Linked DNA regions of Homo sapiens: region 1 is linked to region 2. Evidence: chromatin loops called from intact Hi-C (ENCODE). Cell type or tissue: PC-3. All regions are shown on one strand. Links, peaks and the distances in the headings refer to the core of each region. The heading gives the core; the rest is flanking DNA.

Region 1 (2,927 bases), core at 317-2,816, 59 kb after region 2:
ACCACACCCGGCCTTGTCTTTTTTTATTTCTAATTTGATTTCATTGTGATCAGAGGACACACTGTATAATTTCAATTCTTTTAAATTTGTTGAGTTTTTCTGTTTTTTAATTTTAGGATCAAGATATAGTCGATCTTGGTGTGTGTTTCTTTGGAATTTGCAAAGAGTTCTGCTGCTGTTGGATGAATTGTTCTATAAATGTCAATTATATTTTGTTAGATGCTGTTGTTTAATTCTATAGTCTTGCTTTTTTTGTCTAGTTTTCAGTTTTGACAGACTTGTGTTGAAGTTTACAACTATAATTGTGGATTTGTCTAGTTATTTTCAGTTTTTGCTTCAAATATTTTACTTCTCTGTTGCTTGGTGCATTTACATTTAATATTGCTCTGTCTTCTTCATGGAGTCATCCCCTAATTATATAATCTCTCTGTTTTGCAATTTTCTTTGCTCTTGAATCTAAATTATTTGATAGTAATATAGCCACTTGTTTCTTTTGATTAATGTTTGTAAGATACCTTTTCTACCATTTTAATTTTCAACCTGCCTATATCATTATATTTTAAGTGAGTTTCTTGTAGACAACATATAGTTTTCATAATTTTTAGTGTACTGTGCAATCTCTGACTTGCAATTGGTATAGTTAGACTACATTTAAGGTAATTATTGATATATTAAGACTTAAATCTACCACTTAATTTTTGTTTTCTGCTTTGCATTTCTGTTATTTCTTTGTTTTCTTTCTCTTGTCTTCGTCTGGTATGCTAGAGAAGTTTTTACATTTCCTCTTTGATTAGCTTTAGAGTTTTTAATTATATCTTTTATATAGTTTTTTTTAGTGGTTTCTTTAGGTATTATGTTTACATACATAACTTATCACAGTCCACTGTCATAGTCATTTTACCAGTTGAAATAAAGTGCCCCTTTATCCTCCCCTGTTAATAATGTAATTTCCTTAAATATTTCTTCTACATATGAAGCCAGTTATAAAATATAATTTTTCCTTCAACTATCAAACATAATAGAAAAAACTCTAGGAGAATTAAAACCTAATATATTTACCCATATTTTTGTTTACTGTGTTCTTTCTTCCTTCTTGATGTTCTGAGATTCCTTCTTGTACTGTTTCTTTGTCTATAAAGGGGCAGGTAATAAACATTTTAGTCTCAGTGGGCTGTGGGTGAGTATCTTTTGTAACTACTCAATCCAACAGTTGTAGTGTGAAAACAGCCTGAAGCAATATTAAACAAATAGGTTTTGCTGTGTTCCAATAAAAATTTACAAAACAGGCAGCAGACCAGACTGACCCCTGTCTAAACAAGAGCATTTTCCATAATCACTTCACCTTTTTTTTTAAATGCTGATGCAACCTTAGATTCAAACAATGTGGAATTTAGCTTAAACATACAAACTGGAAACCTAATCTATGACTGTATTTCCTAATGTAATGTGCAATTACTGATTCCTTTGGCATGAGTTCTATAACCACATAATCATCTTTTATAAGCAGTTTCTTTGTTGTAGTACTGGGAGCCTTATCTCTGACAGCAAACTTGTGTTTTCTTTTTTTATTTTTTGAGACAGAGTCTTGCTCTGTCACCCATGCTGGAATGCAGTGGCGCGATCTCAGCTCACTGCAAGCTCTGCCTCCCAGGTTCACGCCATTCTCCTGCCTCAGCCTCCCAAGTAGCTGGGACTACAGGCACCCGCCACCACACCCGGCTAATTTTTTTGTATTTTTTAGTAGAGACGGGGTTTCACTGTGTTAGCCAGGATGGTCTCGATCTTCTGACCTTATGATCCGCCCACCTCGGCCTCCCAAAGTGCTGGGATTACAGGTGTGAGCCACCACGCCTGGCCCAAACTTGTGTTTTCTTAATTTAATCTTGTCATGATATGAGATTTCCTGCCTTAAATATACTTATTAACTATTATGTTAGATTTTTTAAGTTTTAAGTGGGCTGGCATTTTTAAAAATACATTTTTCAATATTTGGTTAAAATTATACTTTTTTATATATACTCATTTTGATATTAAATTGTATAATTAGTAATTTCAAAATTAAAATGACCAAATATCATAGAAATCGTATTGTCATCACCAATTGTTGTACTCTATCAAATTGTTGCAACTGATAGAACTCTTTTTTAAAAAAAATTATTCTTGGGGTACAATGCTTGAAAAAGCATGACATGGTACATAGAAATAGACATATAAAGCCAGGAGTGGGGAAACTTGTGTTTTTGAAAGCTGTAAATATTTAGGCTGATTTCCCAAAGAGGAATTCAGAATTATTTAGGGGGAGAGAACTTATTTTGTCTTTAGAAATACTTTAATAAGCCTTTACTTAATGTAAAATTAGACCTGGTGTTTAGTCTGAAAGAGAAAGATAGCTCAAAGGCAGAGCTATATTTCTTTGTTTAATAAACAGAATTTTGGCATTCTCTCCTGGCTAGACACTGGGGGAAAGGAGACTAAAATGAGGCCCGAGCAAAGAGCGTGTGGTGGGCAGTCCTGAGAGAAACAGTGGTTTGGAGCCACCTAAGGCCTAAACAAGAAAAGCAACCAGTGACAAATTTGCTATGTTGTGGATTGCGAAGGAATGTTAAGAAAATAATATGTCTAATATTGCATTTGTCTGTTGTCTCTGCATTGTGTTGTAATCCCACCATGATATTCCCAAACATACAGCATAGGTCAATTAAACACAATAGCCTTTTGGCAGTGAGGGGGATATGTTCATGCCTATCTATGGGATGAAGGGGTGAAGGGAGAGAGGAGCAGCCAGGAAAGGTAAGGTGAGAGAGGACCAGAGCCAGGGACTGGGAGCAGGAATACAGACCTTGTGGCATCCAGGTGGGACTGGTTCCCCTCCTACTTCCCTGACCTTTCTTTCTCAATCTCACCTGTGCTGGCTCCTCCTCATTTCC
Region 2 (2,927 bases), core at 261-2,760:
AGGATAATGAACCAATCGATTAAACTGAGAAAGGTGAGAAGAGCAGCTGTGGAAGGGATAATGAGCAATGAAAAGAGGAAACAGTGAATGGAAAAGATTCCATGGGCAGTGGAGGAGGGTTACAAGAAGAACTGAATTGGAAACATGCAAGTAGGGATCAGAGAGTTTTGAGGGAGATTTGGTTCTTGCAAAGTATATGGTCTAGGGTATAACTCTGGGAGTAGATGACTGAGGTGAGCTGGGGTAGCATTTAAGAGCATTGGGAAAGAGATCAAGGGACTGAGAGAACAAGTATAGAATGGATTGTCCCTGTGGATATTGAAGTAATCAAAAATTCTGATAAGAGTAGTGGGTGAGGAAAAACATGGTGAACTGGAGGCTAAAATTTTTTATTGAAAAGAGAGGTGAGACTTAGGGCTTAGGAGGTAGGTAGGTGATGAGTATGGAATCTACTGGCAGGCATTTTCAGATAATGTTTTTAAAGGATTAACAATATTTGGGAGAAGCACTGAGAATCAAAGACACATATCTCATCTCTAGTATATAGTACAAGGTTTATGAGAGGAAAAAAAACATCTTCACTTGAAAGGGATGTGGGAGAAGCAGTATGTTTAAAGGAGACCCGGATTTCACTTAGGACAAGCTAATGAAGAGAGTTGCGAGAGAAGAGGCTGTGTATACTGGAGATATTGTTGAGGCTTGACCATAAGAAGAGAAACCAGAGAAAGGGTTTGGGGGACCTGCCTGGGAAGAGATGGGAGATGGAGTCAAAGTAGGAAATATAACGAGCAGTGTGAGGAGAAGAGAGGCAGGATAACCTGAGGGCATGCCCTAAAGACTCCAAGGTGAAGGCAGATGATCGATTCTGACTACAGCGCCTTCTTGCATTTAGTCCTTAGGCAGTTTGTGGTGGTAAGTTTTGGAGGAGTATTAAACATGAGTTTGGGAGCCTGGGAAGGGTCTCACTAGAGGCATGTAGAGCTCTGTGGGCCTCCTTTCAATCCTGGAATGGAACAATTGCAGATATTCAAAAGACGCTCTATGGGCTTGCTTTCTGTTAAGTAGATGCTAACTGATCATTTGTTTTATTCGTTTATCAATTATTTATGGGGAGCCCACAATGTGGAGGGCACTGTTTTAGACTTTGGATAAACAAACACACCTTTGGGTCTCCTGGACTTTACGGTTTAGTGGGAGAGAGATATTTAAAGTAAATAAACCAAGAAACACAATATCCAACTGTGCCATTGCTATAAAGACAAAGAACAGGGTGTAATGAGATCATGCAACCGGGTACCTTATGGTATTTAATTCTTCTACATTCTTTGAGTGTACCATGTTGCCTAGCTCCAAAAACACAGCTAAGAAGTAAAAGTGAAAACATATGTTAAGGTTTGATTATTTTCTGAATTAACTAATGAGACTGATTAAGGTGAGACTAAGAAGTAGTGAGACTGATCCCAAAAAGCCACCAAGAAATTACTAATTGCCTCATAATTATAATATCCAGATAAAACTTATTTTTCTACTAGTATATAGCCCTTCTCTTGAATTAACTTTAAACTGTAATTAAGTGACCAGTGTTGTTTAAATATGAGAAAACATTGTGTGGATGTCACTTTGGCACAGAGATACCAGATATGAATAAATGGGAAAACCTCAACTCCATTCATTGTTCTGGGTGGAGGTGGTAGGAAGTTGCCCACAATAAAATGCAAAAGTGCCTTCTGCTGAAATGTGCCCTGAGCCCACTTAGTCACAATATTAAAATGCAGATCCAAGTATTTGGAACAATATGCTCAACTTCTGGTCTATAGCTCCTGAAATGCACTGGGTCCCTATGACTCACTGGCAGAACACGGTTGAAAGAATGTCGAACTCATAAGAGAAAAATGTAACTCCCTGAGATGAATACAACCAACAAGAGAGTGCTTGCCAATGAGAAAATATTGAATTGTTAAAATGCAGTTCTGGAGAAGGCAATACAGGTGTGGAAGGAATATTCTATACTTGTCTCTATCACAGGAGTGTGTTGCTACTTCCAGCAAACTCACTTTCCAAAGAGAAGTCTTCGTAACATTTCTTCAAGGCCAATAATGCCAAGAGTGAAGTTTGCATAAGCTTTAAAAATTTCCCAACTTACCTACCAACTGAAAAATAGGTCAACTTTCAGTCTCAAGAGTAAGAAACTAAATGCATCAATGGGAAGAAACTAACTGCATCAATGGGGTCCTTTTTCCAGTTCAAATTAGGGACTTTAAGTCAGTTTTCCTTGGGAGTCTCCCAGCCTGAAGGAAATAAAAAAAAAAAATAAAAGCAATTAACACCACTTCAGAACTAGACTAGAGATCCACAAGGTAAACATTTTGAGAAAAAGCTAAGAAAAAATCCAAAAGATGAAGGAACAAGGCATCCAGTTCATCCAGAATCCTTCAAGCTTCTCTTTAGACTCATCCACTCACCCACCCATCCATCCATCCATCCATCTTTCCATCCAACTTTCTATTTGATTTTTGTTCGGCTGTCGTTGACCAAGCAGCTACTAAGTGTCTAGCTGAGGTTCACATATCGACAAGACACAGTTCCAGTCTTTGAGGAGCTAATTTGTAATGTTGCAACAAGCCACCAGGTAACCACACAGACAATTTCCATACTATCTAAGAACTGTCATGATAGAGTTAGCACAGGTGCTTTGGGGACACATAATAGGGTGGGGAACTTCATTCAGTAAAGGGCAGGGTAGAGGGGGAGCAGGTCAATGTCTTTAAGGAAGTCATATCCATGCCAAGATGTGAAAGGGGTAGGAGTCAGGCAAAGGAGAGAGGAGAAGGAAAAGTATGGATAAAAAACAAGTGTGTGCTGCTCATTCCTGGGTAGAATCTACAGTGGCCAGGCTTGTAACTCAGCTTGGGCCCCAGTAGGCTCTG

Evidence for each region. Peaks named below come from ENCODE experiments on the same cell type or tissue, not always from the same donor. Only the 100,000 strongest peaks of a DNase experiment are listed, where the experiment ranks them.
Region 1: it touches region 2 in a loop (6-fold over the local background); 3 of 110 quality-filtered maps call a loop at or near these places.

What each region holds. Positions count from the first base shown.
Region 1 is chr1:172,857,861-172,860,787 of GRCh38, reverse strand. No RefSeq gene overlaps it. Among named protein-coding and RNA genes, the nearest start is that of TNFSF18, 190 kb to the left of the region's middle. In PC-3, for the core only: CTCF peaks have their summits at 1,100 and 1,320; a DNase peak (open chromatin) is centred at 1,437; H3K27ac peaks cover 835 bases.
Region 2 is chr1:172,917,048-172,919,974 of GRCh38, reverse strand. No RefSeq gene overlaps it. Among named protein-coding and RNA genes, the nearest start is that of TNFSF18, 130 kb to the left of the region's middle. In PC-3, for the core only: no CTCF peak of the experiment used is centred there; a DNase peak (open chromatin) is centred at 1,804; H3K4me3 peaks cover 902 bases; H3K27ac peaks cover 1,899 bases.